Regions from separate parts of the Homo sapiens genome. Here regions 2 and 3 are each linked to region 1. A link is a contact called in ENCODE Hi-C or POLR2A ChIA-PET data. All regions are on one chromosome and are shown on one strand. The core of a region is the stretch at or near the end of the contact, and the rest is flanking DNA. Distances in the headings are between cores, read along the strand shown. Region 1 holds the start of COX5A (cytochrome c oxidase subunit 5A). Region 2 has its middle 14 kb from the start of MIR6881. Region 3 holds the start of IMP3 (IMP U3 small nucleolar ribonucleoprotein 3).

Region 1 (4,857 bases), core at 1,755-4,254:
ATCAACCCTGACAGGCCCAAAGAATGAACACTTTGGTGGTGGTAACTGTAGGAATGAGGGCACATTAACGAGTTACTGAGGCTGGGTGCAGTGGCTCTCGCTTGTAATCCCAGCACTTTGGGAGGCTGAGGTGGAAGGATGGCTTGAGCCCAGGAGGTTAAGGCTGCAGTGAGCTGTGCCAACTGCACTGCAGCCTGCATGACAGAGCGAGACCCTGTCTCAAAAACAAAAACAAAAACAAAACAAAACCACAACAACAGAAGAAGAAAAAGAAAAATTTGGCTGGGCATGGTGGCTCACACCTGTAATCCCAGCACTTTGGAAGGTGGGAGGAGGGAGGCACTCCTGAGCCCAGGAGTCCCCAGACCAGCCTGTTTCTACGGAAAATAAAACTGGTGGCGCACCCTTGTGGTCCCAGCTACTTGGAAGGTGGAGGCAGGAGGATCAGTTGAGTCCCAGGAGGTCAAGGCTGCAGTGAGCTGTGATGGTGCCACTGCACTCCAGCCTAGGCAACACAGTGAGACTATCACCAAAAAAAAAAAATAAATAAATAAATAAATAAAAAATTTTTTTTTTGAGATGGCATGATTTCGGCTCACTGCAAACCTCTGCCTCCCGGGTTCAAGCAATTCTAATGCCTCAGCCTCCCAAGAAGCTGGGACCACGTGTGCGTGCCACCACACCCGGCTAATTTTTGTATTTTTAGTAGATACTGGGTTTCGCCATGTTCAGGCTGGTCTGGAACTTCTGATCTCAGGTAATCTACCCGCCACAACCTCCCAAAGTGCTGGGATTACAGGCGTGAGCCACCGTGTCCGGCTGAAAAATGTAAATTGTACTGTTACTTTAGCAAAACACAAAATCTAAACAAACATCAGGATGGCCCAAACATAACTATAAGAAACAAAAATGGTTCCACCATTAAAAAGGAGTCAGTTTCGGCCAGGTGTGGTGTCTCACGCCTGTAATCCCAGCACTTTGGGAGGCTGAGGCAGACGGATCACCTGACCTCACGAGCTCGAAACCAGCATGGCCAACATGGTGAAACCCCATCTCTACTAAAAACACAAAAAGTAGCCGGGCATGGTGGCAGGTGCCTGTAACCCCAGCTACTCCGGAGGCTGAGGCAGGAGAATCGCTTGAGCCAAGACCGTGCTATTGCACTCCAGCCTGGGCAACAAGAACGAAACTCTGTCTCAAGAAAAAACAAAACAAAACAAAACAAAACAAAAACAAACAAACAAACAAAAAAAAACAAGGAGTCAGTTTCCCAAGATGGACTTTGGTTTCCTTTTCTATAAAATAAAATGGCTTCCACGATCTCTAAAGTACACTCTAGGTTGGCTGCAGTGGCTCATGCCTATAATCCCAAACTTTGGGAGGCTGAGGTGGGAGGATCACCTGAGCCCAGGAGTTCAAGCCCAGCCTGGGCAACATAGGGACACTCCGTCTCTAATTTAAAAATAAATAAATAAACAAAAATAAAGTACCCTCCAGCCTTATGGTTCTACGACAAATGATAAAAGTCTAAAATGAATGAAGCAAAACATATTCTTTTTTTTTTTTTTTTTTTTTTGAGACGGAGTCTCGCTCTGTCGGCCAGGCTGGAGTGCAATGGCGCGATTTCGGCTCACTGCAACCTCCGCCTCTCAGGTTCAAGCGATTCTTGTGCTTCAGCCTCCCGAGTAGCTGGGATTACAGGCGCCCACCACCACACCCAGCTAAATTTTTTGTATTTTTAGTACAGACAGGGTTTCACCATGTTGGCCAGGCTGGTCTTGAACTCCTGACCTCAGGTGATCCGCCCGCCTCGGCCTACCAAAGTGCTGGGATTACAGGCATGAGCCACCGCGCCCGGCTGAGTTCTTTTTTTAATTTTTAACTTCAGCATACCCTGAAACGAGTTTCTGAGTTCTTATGTTTAAATACGCATGCATAGTTGCCAGTGATGCAGGTTCAAAAATAAAATATAATATGCATGCATAGAAGCTAAATTTCACGGACCAAGATCGAAGTGCAATTACTGTAATTATTCTATGGTGGTGGACTCAAAACCTCCCAGCACACATATAAAGGGAAGGAAAATAGACAAAAATCAGAAGCACGTCTCATACTCCAGCAATCAGGCTTCTATTACAAAGGGGAAAAAACACGAAGCGTTCCTATGCTTGTAAAACCCAGTATTCCTGTGTCTGTGACATTCAGTTTTCAAAAGAGTGATATTTTTATCATAAGCCCTATCAAAACTCTGGCTATCTTCCGGAGATCAGGAAACAACCACACACTTCCATCTATTTTAAACGTGGAAGAATTAGAACGTGGCACAGCAGACCCTAAAAATGATGGAAAAGGCTGTGAAGGTGACACACTAATCGCTAACCGAGAAATGCCTGATTGAAAAGTATAATCGTGTGTCCCATACGGAAGTATATTGTGTCCTCGGACCCCAAGCGGCGTGCCCGGAGGCTCAATGTCACCTTCGCCGAGGCGCTGCAGGCCGGCGGCGGCCACTCTCGGTCAGGTGGCCGCAGGGTCGGCGCTGGGGCAGGGTCATGGCCCGGGAACCGAAGGGGAGCGCTGCGTCCCCTCCTCGGCGCCCACAGCAGGTCCACATCTGACCTGTCCGCGGTGGCACAGCCAGGAAGTTGCGCGGGGGGAGGCCCCGGGGGCGCGCTTTCAGGTCCTCCACTACTCGAGGCGGCGGGCAGGGCGGCCCGCGGTCACCGGGTTCAGTAACCAGGGTAGGGCAAGGGCTAGGCCGGGGAGAGCCCGCCCCGGAGTGGCAGCGGGGACCCAGGTCACCGCAAGGACACGAGGGCGCGGGCAGTGGCAAGCAGGGGCCTTACCCACGGCGGGGCCGGGGGTCCGGGCGGAGTGCAGGAGGCCTCGAGGGTCGGCCCGGGTGGTTGCGGCCACAGCGCAGCGGCGGAGAGCGGCGCCCAGCATGACGGCGATGGCGGCGCGCGGGCTGAGGACAGAGAGAAGCCGGTGTAAGCTCGCGGGTTGCTCCGGAGCGGGCGGGGGCCGGACAGGCTCACAGCGGGCGGAGCACGTAGGCCCGCCCACTGCGACTCTGGCGCGTGGGCGGGAGGAGCCACCGCGCGGCCGGCGGCGGCGGGGGCTACGGCGGCGCGCTGAGGACAAACTGTTAGCCTCGCGTCCCGCCTTGTCTCTGGTCAGGTGACGTGCAGCTGCCATCCTGTAAGTAGGAATGGAGGCGAGGGAGGAGCAACCGACCGTGATCTTGTTCGAGTCAGGCCCAGGAGGGCACTTAATCACCTCAAAATAGGAATGACAGCAATAACAACAAACTATAATAAAAAATACGTACTTTGCGCCCGGGCGCTGTGGCTCATGCCTGTAATCCCAGCACTTTTGGGAGGCCGAGGCGGGCGGATCACCTGCGGTCGGGAGTTCAAGACCAGCCTGGGCAACATGGAGGAACCCCCGTCTCTACTAAAAATACAAAATTAGCCAGGCGTGGTGGCGCAACGCATGCCCGCAATCCCAGCTACTCGGGAGGCTGAGGCAGGAGAATCGCTTGAACCCAGGAGGAGGAGGTTGCGGTGAGCCGAGATGGTGCCATTGCACTCCAGCCTGGGCAACAAGAGCGAAACTCCGTCTCAAAAAAACCAAACAAAACAAAAACCTACTTTGCTTAGCCCCGCCTTCTCATTGTGGCATAAAATAAAACAGCGAATGGGGGAAAGAATGCCGCTGGACGCGGTTGCTCACGCCTGTAATCCTAGCACTTTGGGAGCCCAAGGCGGGCGGATCACCTGAGGTCGGGAGTTCGAGACCAGCCTGACCAACATGGAGAAACCCCTGTCTCTACTAAAAATGCAAAATTAGCCAGGTGTGGTGGCGCATGCCTGTAATCCCAGCTATTTGGGAGGCTGAGGCAGGAGAATTGCTGGAACCCAGGAGGCAGAGGTTGCAGTGAGTTGAGATCGCACCATTGCACTCCAGCCTGGGCAACAAGATCAAAACTCCATCTCAAAAAAAAAAAAGGCCTATGCGTAAGGGATTTTATTAGTACATATTCTTATATCACAAACCAGCTTGCATAAAAAATGAGTTAAACTACTTCATTTCACAGATTAGGAAAGAGGCTCAGAAATTAGGTTGCTGCTGGCAGTCAAGGATCTTTTCGCCACATCCCCAGTTCTGAGGACTCTCACCTGAATGTTTCCCATCTCCTACAGGAGGGCTCCTGAATCCACGATGGCTCTGAAATAGGGTTGATCAAGTTCCACAGTTGTTGCATCTTATCTCACTAGCTACATCCTAACTTTGAGCCCCTGGGCAGTCAAGGACACCTCTCCCAGGCCTGAAGTATCTGGATGCTGCCCAGAGTTAATGAGACATTGTATTCTGTCTTGCTGTCTCCCATTCTCTATCCCTGGGCACACTGAGGAAAGAAAAGGTGGCCATTCATGTGCCACTTCCTCACTTCAGGCCGACTCTCCAGGGCCTCAGCATCTGCCCTTCTCTTTTTCCTCCCTAGCAGTGTGGCTTCAGTGGGTAGGAACCTGGCGGGGAAAAGGATTTTTAAAATGTTTTCAAAGCACCTGCCCTCACCGTTTCCCACCAACCTAGTGCTGGGGCTTAGAAAACAATACCACAAAGTGAAGGCCTATGAAGCAGTTTCTCTCTGACCTTCTGCCCTCTTGTCTCTTGCCCCTTACTCTCCCTCCAGGCATGCCACAGAAACTAGAATCCCTCCTCCCCAAGAGGGGGTCTAGAAAGTAGAACCCCTTTGTCCCAAAGCCAGCCATAAAGCCTAAAAATATTGCTCTAACCTTTCTCTTTGCCTTTCTATGTAACAGCTGGCCATAAAGAAATTAAGGCCGAGCA
Region 2 (4,665 bases), core at 1,336-3,835, 540 kb before region 1:
AGTAGAGACAGGGTTTTGCCATGTTGGCCAGGCTGGTCTTCAACTCCTGACCTCAAGTAATCTGCCCACCTCAGCCTCCCAAAGCGCTGGGATTACAGGCGTGAGCCACCGCACCCAGTCTCACATTCTTTTTAGAGCTGTCTTGAATTCCATCATGGGGACATACCATTGGGATATATCAGTCCCAAGCTGATGGCTATTAATGTTTTTGATCTTCTGCCATCACAAGTATGCAGCTTGGTGTGTGTGCATCTGTCATATTCGTTCGGGTGTCTCTGTAAGACAGACTCCTGGAAGTGGGATTACTGGGTCAAAGGTAGCTAGTAAAGCACGACGGGCCTTGCCAGCCCAGTGTGCTCCCCACCAGACCCAGGATCTAGCCCCAAGTCTGAGTGATGCAGAATTCACGCCCTCACCTCTGTGCCATCCTGCCTCCTTCAGCAGTAGGGCTGGAGCGCATGGTGAGGGGCCAGTTCTACTTTCTGCCTCAGTCAGGATCGGTCCACTTGAGCGTGATATGTGGGGGCCGAGCCGGGAGGCGTTGGAGCTAGCCGAGGAGATGAGGCCAGCCCCCAAACACTTCCAGAACACTCTGAGCCTTCATGAAGGCTGCAGGAGGGAGCATGGCCTCTTGCCCACATTCTCCCCACCTGGGATCTTCTCTCTGGCGGCTGCCTCTGCCTCCCCATCAGCGCCAGAGCAGGACTGGCAGTGGCACCCCAGGCACCAGTGAGCAGGCTACAGGGTCCGTCCCCACCTAGGGCTGCATGGTCAGACCCCTTGAAGAGGGAATGGCAGAACCTCAAGACCTTGGGTGGAGGGCAGCCCAGGAGAGCCAGCCCCAGGCCATGCCATGGCTCCGTGGCTCATGTGGGCAGCCCCCCACTGGCCCTCACAGAGGCAGAGCTGAGTCAGCAGCCAGGGTCGGGGTGCCTCTGAGGCCCAGGCCTACTTCACTGGGAGGTGTCCCTGCACAGAAGTGAGAGGGCTCAGGAGGGGCCTGGCTCTCTGCCTCTGCTGCTTCAGGAAAAGTCCTGCTCCTTGGCTGAGCCCTCAGGGTCCTTCTCCAGCCCCCTGCCCACCGCCTGCCCTCCGGTCTCCTACACCCCCTCACACTCCAGTCAGTCATGTGGAAATGCTTGCAGTTCTCCACATGGGTTATTCCACTGCCTGCCTCCACGCCTCTGACCACGCAGCTCCTTCTTTTCCAGCTAACTCCCACTTGTCCGCAAAGACAATTCAAGAGTCCCTTGGAGCAGCCTGTTCGCACCTATGCACTCACACAGCACCTTGTTTGTTTAGACCCGCCCAGTGCCTCACAGCAACCCCATCTGGGTTCACTGTCAGAGCTCTGAGCCCACGGGGCTACTCGTCCCAAAGGCATACAGCATGTCCCAACATCTGACTTCGAAGCTGGGACAGGCCTGGCTCCGGGAGGGACAGAGGCTTCTACCTGGGGTAGCTGAGCTGTCCAAAGAAGTTTCAGCCATGTCGAGCCCCTGGCGTTGCCGAAATCCCCCACCCCACGGTGCCACAGCACCAGGGCAGCCCCTAGGAAAAGCCAGCCCCTCAGAGGCCCTGTGCTAAAGACCAGAAATTGCCCCTGGGTCTCCGCAGGAGTTCTGCAATGGGGAAGTGAGCCCTCCTGAGGCCTGGCTGGCAGGAGGCTCTTCAAGGCCAGCATCATGTGGACTTCCCCCAACCACTCGCGTTTCTGCACAGCAGCCACGGAGACCTGGGGGCTGCTGAAAAACGAGATCAGAAGGCAACGTCAGCCTGAGTGGGCTGAAACCTGAGATGAGGAAATGAGAAGACGTCAGGGGGCTGGAGGACATGGGTTTGAGGACAGCCAGCACCCAGCACTGCAGCTGAGGCCTCCTGAGGGAGCCAGAGGGAAAGCAAGTCCCCTCCCTGCGGCCTGAGTCTCTGCCAGTGCCCAGCACTCCCAAAGGATCCACCCCAACCTGAGAGACCCCAAAGACATTGGAGCAGCCCCAGACACCTCCTCCCAGGGCCACAAAGGCCCCTGACAAGCCCACAGCAGTCCAAGGCCTCCAACTGGAGTCATCTTTGGTAAATCTGGGGCCCATCAGCACCCACTGCCCTTCCTGGTGCCCTAAGCATGCTGGCAGGGGGACTGGAAACTGCATCCCAGTTTGCAGTGGGTGTATGTCTCATACACCCACAATACCTGATGTGGGCGTGACTCACCTTGGGGACCTGTGAGTCAATAAGGGTGTATGAGTAAGGGGCAGAGCATTTCAACTTAGTCCCATAGCACATGAGCTCACTAAGCAAACATTACCTATGTCTAGATTTGGGGCCAGTCACTACCCACTGGAGGCTGTGGGCTCCAAGGTATGGCAGCAGGGGAGGCCAGCCAGGCTCTGCCCAGCTTGCCCCTCCTTGTGAGGACGGACCCAGCCAGGCCTCCCGCATCCGCCCTTAGACTGGGGGACCCTGGGTGGGGGTAGAAAGGGGGACTGAAAGTGGTGTCTGGAGTTAAGCCCATCTCCTCATCCCCCACCATGGGGATCAAGATGGGGGCTAAGAGTCACCCCACCACCACCCCAACCCACTCTGAACGCAAAACAGAAGGGGACAAGCAAAACAGAACTGAAACTGGGCAAAGGAGAAACAGGTCTGGGCCCGCCCCAGGGACCTCTGTATCTCACCCCTTACCCATACACATCCTGACCAGGGCCTCTCCCCCAGCCTGGGAAAACCTTTCAAGCTTGGCCCTCTCTCACCTGGGCTCTCTCAGCCTCCTGCCCTCCCCCATCTTCCCTGCTCCCAGCCTCATGCTGCCCCAGGCCTCACCCCATCAGAGCTAAAAGGACCCCAGGCTGGGCATCTGTAGATCAGGGATCTGGTCTCCCTCTGCCACTACCTTTTGGGATGACCTTTGGGAAGTCATTCCCTTCTCTGAGCCACAGTTTCCTCATCTGGCCTGGGCTGTGGGCATAGAATCTGCAGGTGAGGGCTCTAATGGGTGAGTTTCAGGCCAGGCTGAGACTTTTCACATTATAACACTGAGGCACCCAGCACCTTGACTACCACTCATCCTGGGGACTTGGGAAGGGACAGAGGCTGGGATTGGACAGTAACAGCCAAGACCTTCCCAGGGCACAAACGCTGCCTCCCTGAAGCCTGCCCTGACTGTCCATGCAGGTCACTCCCATCACTTCACCTCCTCCTTCCCTCCACTCAGCACCAGCCACCACTGGGTCACATCTATGTCCCTTTGGCTCTGCAAGAGCAGCCTGGACCCCTGCATCCCCTACCCCAGCACAGGCCTGACACCAAGCAGGGGCTCAACAAAATATGTGTTGAAGGCCAGGCACAGTGACTCATGTCTGAAATCTCAGCACTTTGGGAGGCCAAGGCCAACAGATCTCTTGAGTTCAGGAGTTCGAGACCAGCCTCGGTAATGTGGTGAAACCTCATCTCCACAAAAGATACACAAAATTATCTGGGTGTGGTGGCATGCACCTGCAGTCCCAGCTGCGCGGGAGGCTGATGTGGGAGGATTGCTTGAGACCAGGAGACGGAGATTGCAGTGAGCCAAAATTGCACCACTGTATTCCAGCCTGGGTGACAGAGCAAGACCCTGTCTCAATGTCTCTCTCTCTCTCTCTCTCTGTGTGTGTGTGTGTGTGTGTGTGTGTGTGTGTTGAAAGAATAAAGGCAGAGAAAATAACAAGTGTTGGTGAGACTGTGGCAAGATTAGAGCCCTCACACTCTGATGGCGGGGATGTAAAATGGTATCACCTCTGTGGAAAGCAGTTTGTCAGTTGCCCAAAACGTTGAACACAGAGTTACCATGGGATTCTGCAGTCCCACTCCCAGGTAAATAGATGTTCCAAAGAGTTGAAAACATCTGATCACACAAAAACTTGTACACAAATATTCATACAGCGTTATTCTGGATATTATTATAACAGCCGAAAAGTGGGAACAATGTCCATGTCCATCAACTGAGGCACAGATAAGCAACATGGCCTAGCCACACAATGAGCTCTCATTCAGCAGTGAGAAGATGGGGCGTCCTGGTTCAGGCTACCACATGATAACCCCTGAAAACAGTATGCTAAGTGAAAGAAGTCAGACACAAAAGGTGACATGTACAATTCCATTTATATGAAATGCCTAGAAGCTGGATGCAGTGGCTCACGCCTGTAGTCCCAACTATTTGGGAGGCCCAGGCAGGAGGATTACTTGAGCCCAGGAGTTTGAATCCAGCCTGGAAAACATAGCGCGACCTCATCTCTGAATAAATTATTTAATTTAATTTTTTAAAAAATGTCCAGAAGAGACAAATGCATAGAGACAGAAAGTACATTAGTTGGGGGACAAGGAAAGGGGAAGTAACTGCTAACAGGCACGAGGTTTCTTGGGGGTGATGGAATGTTCCAGAGTTAGCTAGAGGTAGGTGTCATAGAGCATTATGAATATACTCAAAACCACTGCAATGTGCATTTTGAAATGGCAAAATTTGTGTTATATGAACCTTTACTCAATAAATACATAAATAAATAAATAATAAATAAATAAATAAATAAATAAATAAATAAAAAGGCAACAACAGCCACCCCAGGGACAGGTTTGGAAAGCCAAACTTGTCTGACTGGCTGGGTGGCTTGTCTATTTGTGTGTTTCTTAAAA
Region 3 (4,712 bases), core at 1,475-3,974, 700 kb after region 1:
GGTAAGAGTAAATGGCAGCCTAGAACTAGCAGGGCCTAGATGAGAGTTAGTTCCCTTCCTAACTTGAATATCACCTTTTCCTTAATGCCTTCCCAGTTCAATGTTTGCTCCCTCCTCACACCTTTATACAGCATCCTGTGGAGACCGATCGAATTGCCTAGTGCTGCTGCTTTTCCCTGCTGGTTTGTAAATTCAAGTTCAGAGACTCTTTCTAAACTCTGACACACATCAAGGGCTGGGTGTGCTGACACTGACACAGTCCCAGTCCATTGCTTACTGGCTACGTAATCTTTGGTAATTTGACCCATCTCTGCCTCCATTTCCTCATCTGAAAAGTAGAGAATTGGATTCTCCACTTCATAGGATTGCTGGGAGGTTGAAATGGGCTAATATAGGTGGTGCACTTAAAAATGGAGCTGACATATAGTAGAAGTACTTGGTATTATATGATCCCATGATATAATAAGTCCCCTTCTCTAAATCATTTCTTCACCTAATGCTGCCTCACACCTGGGGAAGCGAACAAGGCACCACTAAAAGCCAATCCACTGATCTCGGCATCCTATTTATTCTCCTTTTAGAAGGCTTGGCCAGGCACGGTGGCTCACACCTGTAATCCCAGCACTTTGGGAGGCTGAGGCAGGATTGCTTGAACTTAGGAGTTTGAGATCAGCCTAGGTAACATGCCAAAACCCTGTGTCTACAAAAATTAAAAACTAGCCAGGGGTGGTGGTACATGCCTATAATCCCAGCTACTGGGGAGGCTGAGGTGGGAGGACTGCTTGAGCCCAGGAGATCGAGGCTGCAGTGAGCTGTGACAGCTCCACTGCACTCCAGCTTGGGCCTTGTGTGAAAAAAAAAACAAAAAGAAAAAAGAATAAAGAAATCTTGAGTAAAACTTGGTAGTCTCCCTTCTTATTCTCTATCACTGCTATCATCTAAATTTCCAGGAACCTCCTGGGCCACTTCTAACCGCTAGATGGCCAAGCTACAGAGTGATTATTTCCTTAGGCAAGCAAACATCCCAGCCCTCTAATACGGTATTTCCTGGGGCTGGAATATCAACAGGAAGTTATGTGAGGAAGAGCTCTGCCAAAACACTCATTCCAAGGAAGGGACTGGTAAAGTGACAAATTTGCCCAATCCTGTACAACATCCTGCATCCTCCACATGTGGCCCTGTTGCACATCTAATCCACAGGCAGGTCACTCGCTGCTGACTCTATTCTTCTCTGGGCTCCTGGGACGTATAAATATGACTCTATGTAAGAAAACCAGAGGCTGGGCGCAGTTTGCTCATGCCTGTAATCCCAGCACTTTGGGAGGCCGAGGCGGGCGGATCACGAGTTCAGGAGTTCCAGACCAGCCTGGCCAACATGGTGAAACCCTGACTCTACTAAAACCACAAAAATTAGCCGGGCGCGGTGGCGGGCGCCTATACTCCTAGCTACTCGGGAGGCTGAGGCAGGAAAATTGCTTGAACCCGGGAGGCGGAGGTTGCAGTGAGCCGAGATCGCGCCACTGCACTCCAGCCTGGGTGACAGAGCAAGACTCCGTCTCTAGAGAAAAAAAGAAAACCAGACAGATTAAAAAGTTGCACTTACAAAGCAGTTGGGGCATTTATTGACATTTAAACAAGGGAGGAGATCCTGAACACTAGTCTCGCTCAGTTTATAAAAACTTGAGGCCAAACTCTCCATCATCTGTACACAGCTTAACCACGGCCAGGAGCAAGAATTCGAGTTAAACGAATTGAACCAGTCCAACCACAAGACGATAAAGGGAAACAGGGCGTGGGGATTTCCAGTTTTTCCTTTTACATTACAAAGTTTCCAACACAAGAAGCCAACAATACCCCAGTGCTGCACCAAGTTACTTCCCACTGTTTCCCAAGGCACAGTCAATTAATAATCAGTAGTCCAAGTTCTAAGAACATTCCCTGGAAAACAAGGACGCACCTCCCGTGGCTCTATGCATGGCCTGCCACTGATGAATCAAATTCTTAAGAACCTACGACCGTCTGATACCCTTGAGGAGAGCACCCTCATAGAATCTCCAGCATCAGGCCTCAGTTTTCCCATCTGTAAAAGACAGCCATGCAAAGTGGGAGATCCGCTAGGCTTCCAGATCGAAGTCATCGCGCTCCTCATTGTACTCTAGCACGTGCCGCTTGATCTTGGACGAGTCCACCCAAGTGACAAAGTCCTCCATGCTGCGCGTGACAAGGAAGGCGGGGTCGGTAACCACGTCAGGGCCCACGCGTACGTGCCCTTGCTCCACAAAGGCCACGGCAGCCTGAAGGTGCTGCGCCATGCGCAGCTTGAGGAGCACGGTGGGGAGGCGGCGGCGGCAGAAGGACGAGGCCGTGACGAAGTCGCAGAGCTCCAGCGAACCGCGCGTGGGCACCAAGCCGAGAGCATACAGCTTGTCCAGCAGCGCGGCCGAAGCGCGCACGCGGAACTGGTCGCGTTCGGGCAGGTCGCGCAGGCGCCGCGCCAGCTCACGCACGGCACGGCTCAGCTGGTTGTAGCGCGTGTAGTCCTCCCGCCGCTGCAGCCGGTAACGCCGCAGCACGCGCAGCTCGTGCAGGTTGTGGTCGGTGACCTCCCAGTTCAGGAAGTCCACCTGCTTCAGCAGCTTCTGCTCGTGGAACTTAAGCTTCCGCACCATGATGGCGGCAGCCGCAGCCGCAGGACCCGAAGCTGAGAGCGCGTTCTGGCATCCGCGCGATTTCCGCCGCGGCGCCCCAAGACCTGGACGGCCTGGGACCCTGGGCCAATGAAAGAAAGACTTAAAGTCACGCCCTCACTTCCCATTGGCCAGGGTGGGACCACGCCTCTGCACTGGGATCTCGCGTTTCTTCTTTTCTTCGCGTTTGCGAGGGAGGGGGTAGAAGCACCGGAGGTGGGTGGTTGGGAGCGGGTCCCTAGGCGGTTCCGCGCGGTTTTTAGTAGCCAAGACTGTATCCCTTTCTGCGGCAATCATTTCCTCCTAGACTTCTGTCCTTTGGGGACTTTCAGAGTCTCCCCCGCAAGAGCTGAAGAGGCCATTTCTGGGGAAGAGGGGTGACTGCGGCTTGTTGATTGGGTTTACTGTGCTAACTTGCACTGGGCTCCTGCCATGCCTTGGGGGAGCTTGCCGGAGCCGGCTCTCCTGGGGCTGACCTGGTAGTCCCCGCCGCCCGCCAGCGTCAGGTCCTTCACCTGGCATGCAGAGCGATCTCTCATTGTCAAGTTGGGATAGGTGGCACCGAACCCATGAAATACTGATTGGCTGCTTCCTAGGCCCACAGAAAAGGGATCTATAAGGGAGTCGCCTGGAAATCTGTATTATTAACTAAAGTGTCAGATGATTCATAAAACCCAGCAAGTTTGAGAAACTTGGACTATAACTACAAGTCCAAACCCTTTAGTCTGTGCTCAAATGAATTATCCTGACATGAATTTCTGGCCACCAAGCATTGAGTTAACAAATTTAATGCTGTTTCCGCTAGTTGCATCTGTAAGTTACATCTGAGTATAGCGCTGCAGACCTAACCCCTTTTTGCCCGGGCATTTGACGCCACCTAGCTTCTCACTGATCATTTTTGTTTTGTATGCTTTTCATTGTCTTTTACAATACAATATTTGAGGGTTGGGCGCGGTGGCACATGCCTGTAATCCCAGCACTTTGGGAGGCTGAGGTGGGAGGATCATTTGAGGCCAGGAGTTCAAGACCAACCTAGGCAAAAAAAAAAAGAAAAAAGAAGCGAGATCCCACCTCTGTAAAAAATCTTAAAGAATTAGCCAAGCATGGTGGTGCGCACCTGTAGTCCTGACTACCTGGGAGGCTGAGGGGGAAGGATCATTTGAGCCCAGGACTTGTAGGCTGCATTGAGCTACAATGGTGCCACCGCACCCCAGCTTGCACAACAGAGCCAGACCCTGTCTCAAAAAGATATATATATATATATAAAATATTCGATATCTGGAAAATAATATAATATGTAAATTATAAAGTATAATAAATACTCATAAACTTAGCCAGTTTAAGAAAACATCACCAGGCTAGGCATGGTGGCTCATGCCTGTAATCCCAACACTGGGAGGCCAAGGTGGGAGGATCACTGGAAGCCAGGAGTTCAAGACCAGCCTGGGCAACATAGTAAGACTCAGTCCCTATGGACAAAAAAAAAAAAAAAAAATTAGCCAGGCATGGTGGCAGCACCTATAGTCCCAGCTACTGGTGAGGGTTTCGGGGTAAGAGGGGGGAGGATCCCTTGAAGCCGGAAGTTCAAGGATGCAGTGAGCCATGATCACACTACTGCACTCCAGCTTGGGCAACAGAACAACATCCTGTCTCTAAAACAAACAGAAAGCTAATACAGATTGTTTGCTTTTTTAATCTAATTGATTTTTTCTTTTTTTTTTTTTGGAGATCGAGTCTTGCTCTCTCGCCCAGGCTGGAGTGCAGTGGTGTGATCTTGGCTCACTGCAACCTCCGCCTCCTGGGTTCAAGCTATTCTCCTGCCTCAGCCTCCTGAGTAGCTGGGACTGCAGGCACCTGCCACCACACCTGGCTAATTTTTTGTATTTTTAGTAGAGACGAGGTTTCACCGTGTTAGCCAGGATGGTCTCCATCTCCTGACCTTGTGATCCACCCACTTTGGCCTCCCAAAGTGCTGGGATTACAGGCATGAGCCACTGCACCCAGCCCCAGAGTAGGTCTTATTGA

Evidence for each region. A loop is a pair of places that touch in the nucleus more often than their neighbours do. ChIA-PET counts read pairs that join two places held with the same protein, here RNA polymerase II (POLR2A). Pooled maps may share reads with other maps.
Region 2: a pooled map shows a loop between it and region 1 (4-fold over the local background). The contact joins the enhancer-like site here to the promoter of COX5A in region 1. A Hi-C loop is called at or near these places in 1 of 168 maps with a recorded cell type or tissue (CD4-positive, alpha-beta T cell), 2 of 37 single-sample maps with no recorded cell type and 6 of 50 pooled maps. POLR2A ChIA-PET finds 5 or more read pairs at or near these places in 3 of 52 experiments (BJ, GM12878 and activated CD4-positive, alpha-beta T cell).
Region 3: a loop to region 1 is called in a map of GM12878, with 5 times the contacts of the local background. The contact joins the promoter of IMP3 here to the promoter of COX5A in region 1. A Hi-C loop is called at or near these places in 1 of 168 maps with a recorded cell type or tissue (GM12878) and 12 of 50 pooled maps. POLR2A ChIA-PET finds 5 or more read pairs at or near these places in 2 of 52 experiments (GM12878 and activated CD4-positive, alpha-beta T cell).

What each region holds. Positions count from the first base shown.
Region 1 is chr15:74,935,069-74,939,925 of GRCh38, forward strand. It overlaps COX5A (cytochrome c oxidase subunit 5A), which reads right to left and starts at 3,005. Exons shown (of 5, transcript NM_004255.4): 1 at 2,847-3,005. The coding sequence starts at 2,946. RefSeq lists a silencer at 2,699-3,258.
Region 2 is chr15:74,394,911-74,399,575 of GRCh38, forward strand. No RefSeq gene overlaps it. Among named protein-coding and RNA genes, the nearest start is that of MIR6881, 14 kb to the right of the region's middle. RefSeq lists enhancers at 1,351-1,420, 1,441-1,510, 1,561-1,910, 1,592-2,791, 1,961-2,160 and 3 more. Within about 2 kb of position 2,586, at least 9 of the 41 ENCODE cell types and tissues checked have a DNase peak (open chromatin) inside an H3K27ac peak, as active enhancers do; they include GM12878, where a contact is called at or near this core.
Region 3 is chr15:75,637,500-75,642,211 of GRCh38, forward strand. It overlaps IMP3 (IMP U3 small nucleolar ribonucleoprotein 3), which reads right to left and starts at 2,725. Exons shown (of 1, transcript NM_018285.4): 1 at 1,594-2,725. The coding sequence starts at 2,669. The coding sequence ends at 2,115. RefSeq lists an enhancer at 2,370-2,429 and a silencer at 2,720-2,879.